Linked DNA regions of Mus musculus: region 2 is linked to region 1. The links are chromatin contacts, found by POLR2A ChIA-PET in ENCODE. All regions are on one chromosome and are shown on one strand. The core of a region is the stretch at or near the end of the contact, and the rest is flanking DNA. Distances in the headings are between cores, read along the strand shown.

Region 1 (3,648 bases), core at 563-3,062:
TCCCTTGCCCCAATCATTCACCCTTATAGCACATCATTATCTCTATTCCTTATGCCACCACCCAAACGTCTAGCCCTTCAGTTTCTAGTACCTGTCTCCTAACCTCTAAAGGCCATCATTTCCTCAGGCCCCAAGAACTTTATTCCATCAACCCTATAAAGTCCCCATCCCAAATTACCCCTAGATTAATTCCCTCACCCACTACCCCTAATTGCCACAGCCCCAACCCTTAATTCCCTCATCCCCAAACATTAAGTCTGTCATTCCCAACTCAATTTTAATGTTCTCAAACCTGATCCTTAATCTCCTTACTCATAATCCCTAATATTCACTCTCATTCTCTCTCTCTCTCTCTGTCTCTCTCTCTTTTGGTTTTTCGAGACAGGATTTCTCTGTATAGCCCTGGCTATCCTGGAACTCACTTTGTAGACCAGGCTGTAGATCCTAAACCAGAGAGAGTCCCATATCCAAACACTTAATTTTCTCAGTCTGACCCCTAAATTGCTATACTTCCTATTTTTAAGTTTCTTCATCCTAACCCCAAATTCCCTGATTCCTTACCTCCTAGTTGACCTATGCCACCTCCTCCTAATCCCCTTGGACAAAGGCCCTAATTCCCTAAACCCCATCTCTAAATTCTCTCAGGCCCACCCCCATTTCCCTAGGCCACAACCCTAATTTGCCAGATCCTACCCCCATTTCCCTAGGCCACCCCCCACCCCGTAGACCACACCCCCTAGTTTGCCAGGCCACACCCCCAGTCCCCTAGGTCCCGCCCCTAATTCGATAGGCCCGGCCCTTAACTCCCAGCTGCCAGCCTCCATTTCCCTTGGCGCGGACCCCAGTTCCTAAAGTCTTGCCTCTAACTTTCCTTAGCCCCTGGCTCCTAGGCCTGGACCCCTAATTCCCTACCGCAGCTTCCTAATCCCTTAGGTCCCAACCGCTAATTCCCTCGTCCCTGACCCTGAGCCCTTAGCCATGACCCCTAGCTCCCCAGGGGCCGCCTTCTGACTTCCTTAGCTCCTGACCCCTAATTCCTTAATTCCCGCAGCTCCCAAACCCCGATTTCCTAGGCCCGCCTCCTAATCCCCTAGGCTGCCATCTCTTCCTTCCCAAGCTTCGGCCTCCAGGTCCCCTTGACCCCTGACCCCTACTTCCCCATTGACCTCCGTTGGCCGTGACCTTTAATTCCCTCAGCCTGACCCTTCTTCCCTAGGTCCGGACCCCTACTTCCCTCAGCCCTGACCCCTAACTCCCCAGCCCTGCTTCCCGACTGCTTTAGCCCTTGACTCCTAGTTCCCTCGGCCCTGCCTCCTAATTGCCCGAGCCCACGACTCCAACTCCCTCAGCCACGACCAACTCCGTCAGCCTGACCCCAGTTCCTTCAGCCCAAACCCCAACTTCCTGCGCCGGACCCCCAACGTCCTGTGCCGGACCCTCGACTGCCTAGGCCCGAACCCCAACTCCCTAAACCCTAGGCCCGACCCCAACTTCCTGCCTGGATGCCCAACTCCCTCGGCCTGACCTCCGCTCCCCTCAGTCCCCGCCTGTCCCCCACCGGCCATGGTTGGCGACTGGCCTGCCTTGGTTGTGGCGCCTTCCCCCCTGGCCGGGACTCCTCCTCTTCCCGAGGCCCAGGCCCACGAAGGCCAAGCCGACCCGGCTTTCACTCCCCCATCTCCTTACCTCAGCGGCTCCGGTGAGCTGTCGCTGTCCCCACACCCTCGAAGCATCTGAGGAAACCTGGCCCTTGGGCAGGAGTAAATACAGTCCGGCCCCGACCAAGCTCTCTGCTGATTGGCTGAACGCCATGGGTACACACACGCTTACGTATAGCCCCGCCTCCTAGCACGTGCTCCATGCCCGTTCTCACGTGGGAGCCAACGGCAGGGACACGATGGGCGGGGCACTTCCATGATGGACACCTCACCTCTACCCTGAGAAGCAGCACTTTCCCGCTGTTCCTTCCTTCGCTTTAGGAAGTCTTATCCACAGCACACCCGACTCTCCCATCCCACCTGACCTGGCCATCTTTGCTCATGGATCCTCATTCACACCTATATGGAAACTATAAATTATCCATCTTCCCGTTTCCTGATGTCTTTGTTTGATTCTTTGTTGTTTTCTGATACGGAGTCTCAACTCTAACCCAGGCCGACTTCAAGCCCCATGGTAATCTTGCCATAGCTTCCTAAATGCTGGGATTATAGGAGTAAACCATAGCCGATTTACATTTTCTGAGTTTCGATAACACATATAGTCTTTAATATAGCAATACATCATAGTTTTCTTTATGCCTGAGCATTGCAATAACGAAAAAATTCAACATTTAATATAATATTCTGCAACTCACTTTTTATTCATTATTGCTATAAGAACCGCTGTTATTATAGATAGCCAGGACTAACATGCAAACAGGATTTATGGTACAGCAGTCACTAGAACAGAGTTTATAAGGTTTTTTATGCTAGCTTTTGATTTCTGAGTTTTTTCTGTGTTCATTTTCATATAAAAAATCATCATTACCTTGAGTGCTAAAAAATCATTCCTCTACAAGTTCCATGAGTCATTAAGTTTTTAAATATATTTTTAAAAATATTTTAATTAAAATATTTAAAAATATTTTAATATTTAAAATTTTAAGAAAAAATATTACCTTTTCTATAGAAACTGATGTCTCATAATTTATTAAGAAGTGTGTGCTCAGGGCCGGGCCTTGGTTGGCACACACTTTTAATCCCGGGAGTTCAAAGCCAGCCTGGTCTACAAAGTGAGTTCCAGGACAGCCAAGGTTACACAGAGAAACCCTGTCACGGGGAGAAAAAAAAAAGTGTGTGCTCAGAAACGGAGGAGGAGTGAATGGGGGAGGGGGAGGATTGGGAGGAGAGGAGGGAGGAAGAGTAACATATGAGAGAAGGATAAATAAAACATTTTTTTAAAACCGTGTTCCCTCCCTTTAATGACTGTGTCATACATATATCATGTCCCTGTTAGCTTTATGTCAAGAAAAATTTTGCTAGAACAACTGTACATATACAGCTCTCAGGGAAAAGGCTTTTGCCAATGCAAATGAAACAGCTCTGCTCATGCAGGCAGAAGTTTCCTTACTCTGTTTAGGCAGGGGAGGTTGCCCCAGTAGGTGTTACAGCTCTGCTGGGAAAGGTATCCTGGCAGTGGAGATTCAAGAAAAACCACAAAGTCACACTACACAACAGACCTCACACAAGAGATTTACTGGGAGGGAAAAATCCAGGAAGGCGGCTGCTTCTGTTATGGTGAGAAAAAGCAGGGAACTGGGCAGAAGTCAGGGTTATATAAAACTTCTTGGGGTAGGGGGGTCGGGGTGGGGAGGCGGAGCAAGGAGGGAGGAGGGCATTCTTTTCAGTGTGCCCCGGGATTGGAGCATTATCTGGCCTAATCTTGAGGCAAACTCTGGGATTGGTGGGATTTTGTGACCCGCTCTTGAAGCTCAGAGATTCGTAGGATTTCATGCTCAGGGAATTGGTGGGGTTTTGTTGTTGTTTTGTCTTTTTGTTTGTTTTTGTTTATTCTTTGGTCCTGGTCTCAGGCTTGGAGTTAAATTAGGGTCAGGGTGCCTTTTCCTTGGCCCTTTTAGACTCTACATTTACGGGGTGTAGTGTGATAATT
Region 2 (3,648 bases), core at 745-3,244, 44 kb before region 1:
AATATCAGAACACATGCATGGCTCTCTAACATCCACTCCCTCACTTTTCAACAGTAGTAGAAATTAGTCGACCAGCCATTGGCCAGATAAGGGCTTCATTTAGCTCTCCTTGCAAATAGGTGTCACACTCACATGACAGGGTTCTGTCAGAAATGAGGAATGAAACTTTGGATCACAGCCTCAAAGCCAGGAAGTTCAGCCCCCCTGCCTCCCCCTCCTCCTAGTTGTTTGGGAATTGTGGTCACCTGTTTTGGGTCAGGACAAGAACAATACCCTGAAGGCAGCAGACAAGGAAATGGAAGAAACCAGTGTCTCTCACACACTGAGGGTTTGCAGCAGCTCTCAATGATCTACCCAGACACGATGCTTGGGCAAAACGAACTTCTGTCTCATTCAAGCCTTGTACTTGACCTAGAAGTAGCCTAAAGCAATCGTCGATACCTTCTGAGCATGCTGTATGCCCCTTTACAACAGCATGGCATTGGAAGAGGTCAAGTGTAATTGCTTGTAATCAGAGCTACTTAGGAGGCAGAGGCAATTAGTTCAAGGACAGTCTAGGCTGCGTAGCAGGATTCTGTCTCAAAATCAAAGCAAACAAAGGACTGAAGATAAAGCTTAGCAGGGCCCAGCAAGGTGCTTAGTTCAAAGTCCAGGAGCAAGATAAAGTACTAGGAATCTATAATGTAAGTGTTACCAATCCCCTGCCCCCCCCCCCCCCCCCCGCCTCTGACTGGAAAGTGCTGGGATAAAGGCCTGCAGTACCATCACCCAGCTATTTTATTTTATTTTATTTTATTTTATTTTATTTTATTTTATTTTATTTTTGGTAAGAGGCCAGGTAATGAATATTCAAGACTTTGTAAGTCATCTTGTGCTATACAACTCCTCACCTCTGTGGGAAGAAACACAGCTATAGTCACAGAACTGAGATTTAAATTATATCAATTCTAACATCATAAACTTTATTCTTTGTTTTTTTTCCCAGTAATTAAAAAATGTAAGACGCATACTTCTGTAGTGTGCTGTGAGAATGAGATGGAAGGCCTGTCTTTTGAGCCAAAAGTTGCTAACCGTTCCTCAAAATAGGTGAGGAAGAGTGTATCCCATGACCTCTGTTGCTTAATCCAAGAAAGCAGAAAGTAGTTTCCAGCTTGTCTGATGTGTTAGAAAGGTGCATACAGATCAGACCCACTACGTCTAGATCAAGTGGGCAGCCTATGTCTGGTTAGGCAATAGAACATGCTTATGACAGCCCCCAGTCCAAATGGGTGCATTGTGAAGTAAGGAGCTGGTGACCTTCCATTATGTGGCAATCGGCCTTCTCCACTGAAGAAACTGTGAAACTGGCTAAGAATTTTCTCTGCTCCAAGGAAGGAGTGTCAAGTGGTCTGAAAAAACAGGCATTTGAGTTTCAAACATTCAGTTTCCCTTTGACGACAATATTTCTAAGATCTGGGGGTTTTGTTTGTTTGTTTTAAAACCTTGCCGTCTGATCCCGCAGTGAGGGGTAACTAAGTTAATATGCGGAGGGGCCTTTGTATATTCCCATGGTGCTTGAGTACTTTCTGATCAGTACATACATGGTGACCACTCCAGGTTTCAGTAGGCGACATTTTCTTGACTAATAAGAGGCCGGGGCATAGACACACAAGTCAGAGTTGTTCCTACCACTCAGTAGAAAAAAACCAGCTCAACCAGGATCCAGGCTAGCCAAGCGTCGTCACGGAAACCTGAGCAAAGGCTGGAGAGGAGGGCGAACCCTTGAGCCCCAATAGAAAAGTCACAGCGGCAGGGCCAGAGCTGCCCTCGACCTGAGTCTGAAAGCGCAGGCTGCTTGACCCCTCCCGGGGCGTCCAGAGCCAAGCTCACTGAGGCCCCGCCCCGGTCCCGCCCCCAGCCTCGCCACCGCCCGCGAGCTCGCTGAGGCCCCACCCCCCCGTGGCCCGGCCTTGCCCCGCCCCCGAGGCCCGGCCCCGCCCCCGCGGCCCGCTGCTAAGTGAGTCCCACCGGCGGAGCTGGCCCGGGCGCTGTGCCCTCGCTCGGCTCTCTCCGCCCCCCGCGCGGGCCGCGGGCTGCGCCGGGTCGCGGCGGGCCCCGCAGGCAGCCATGGCGGCGGGCGCCGGGGCCAGGCCGGCGCCGCGCTGGGTAAAGGCGCTAGGTGAGCCGCTCAGTGCCGCGCAGCTGCGGCGGCTGGAGGAGCACCGCTACACCGCGGTGGGAGAGTCGCTGTTCGAGCCGCCGCTGCAGCTTTACTGGACCTGGCTGCTCCAATGGATCCCGCTCTGGATGGCCCCCAACACCATCACCCTCATCGGCCTCGCCATCAACCTGGTCACCACACTAGTGCTCATCTTCTACTGCCCTACAGTCACGGAGGAGGTAGGGCTGGCCGCCCGATGGTACTGTTCCCTGGAGCCCCCCTTGGGCCTCCTTCGGAGACGGCTCCACTATAGGCGTCAGTGGAGCGGGGAGACCCTGCGTAGCGGAGCATCCTCTAGGTCTCCCTCTAGGAGGGAGGTGCGGACGCGACCAGATTGCTGTCCCCTGGCAGTATTCATTTTCAGCCTCCCCGGGGCTCCTAGAGACTGTCGCACCACTACCCCAATCCTGTGACCATTCTGAGCTTCTCTGGGGGGCAGGGGCGCTGTCAAGGTCACTTACTGCCCCAGCCCTGTCTGCCAATCTCATCCCTGGGGCCATGGGACCACCAGCCCATATTTCGCACACTGGAGATTAAATACCTACATCTCCATGCTAGCAGGACTTGTGGATGGGTTAGGTAAGGCCAAGTGCCCTTTAGCACTTTATAATTCTGTTTCTCAAAGGTGGTGCCTAGCGATCCTGAAATTACTGGTAGCACTGATCGAAGATAAGTTATTTCTGGATAAGATAAGAAACTTCCTCGTTGCTTCCTTGGCTTTTTCATGAAAAACAAACAGGATGTAGGTGACAGTCTTTACAATTATCTAGACTTTGAGATTATAAATACCAACATATTTTATTAGTTGTAATTATATCCAACCTAAGTCTAAAGTAAGAATATTAACATGGGCTTTAGACAGTGGTGGTCAGAAGTGGTTCATTGGGCTGAGTATAGAGAGCATAAAAACAAGGGAGAGTGTCTTGAAACACTATATAGGATAACATTGCAGATTCCATGGCATTACTTTCTTTACGCTCCCTCTGTAATTACGTGTAAATATAGATCGTGCACAAACTCGAGAGTCGAGGTTGGATACCAGGAATACAATAGAAATAGCTCATGTTCTGCATCCATGCAAACACTTCTTTTTAAGGGCTTAGTGGAGCCTGCCCTTTAAAACATCTTGCCTGCCAACAACTGTGTTTGTCACGTGTACCTCCACTGTCACTTGTTTTCATGTGATTTAAAACACTAAGCTGTTTGGGGTTTCACTGGTTCCCGAACCCCCTGAAGCTCACTGTATCAGGATGGAAGCATGGCAGGCCTGCAAGTGAAGGATTTGACTCCCCATCATCCGCCACCATGGCAGACCTAACCGATCTGTTTTGAAAATAGAAATAATGCCTGCCAGGCCAATTTTACAGGGCAGCTGTGAGGACTGAAGGATACATGCAGATAATTGTAGGGCCCTGCCCTTTACTCAACAAAGTAAAACTCTCTCAACC

Evidence for each region. ChIA-PET counts read pairs that join two places held with the same protein, here RNA polymerase II (POLR2A).
Region 2: POLR2A ChIA-PET joins it to region 1 with 16 read pairs in embryonic stem cell. The contact joins the promoter of Chpt1 here to the promoter of Sycp3 in region 1. POLR2A ChIA-PET finds 5 or more read pairs at or near these places in 3 of 5 experiments (Patski and embryonic stem cell).

What each region holds. Positions count from the first base shown.
Region 1 is chr10:88,457,751-88,461,398 of GRCm38, reverse strand. Sycp3 (synaptonemal complex protein 3) reads right to left here and starts at 1,812. Exons shown (of 9, transcript NM_011517.2): 1 at 1,687-1,812. The coding sequence starts at 1,733.
Region 2 is chr10:88,502,316-88,505,963 of GRCm38, reverse strand. Chpt1 (choline phosphotransferase 1) reads left to right here and starts at 1,994. Exons shown (of 8, transcript NM_144807.3): 1 at 1,994-2,379. The coding sequence starts at 2,107.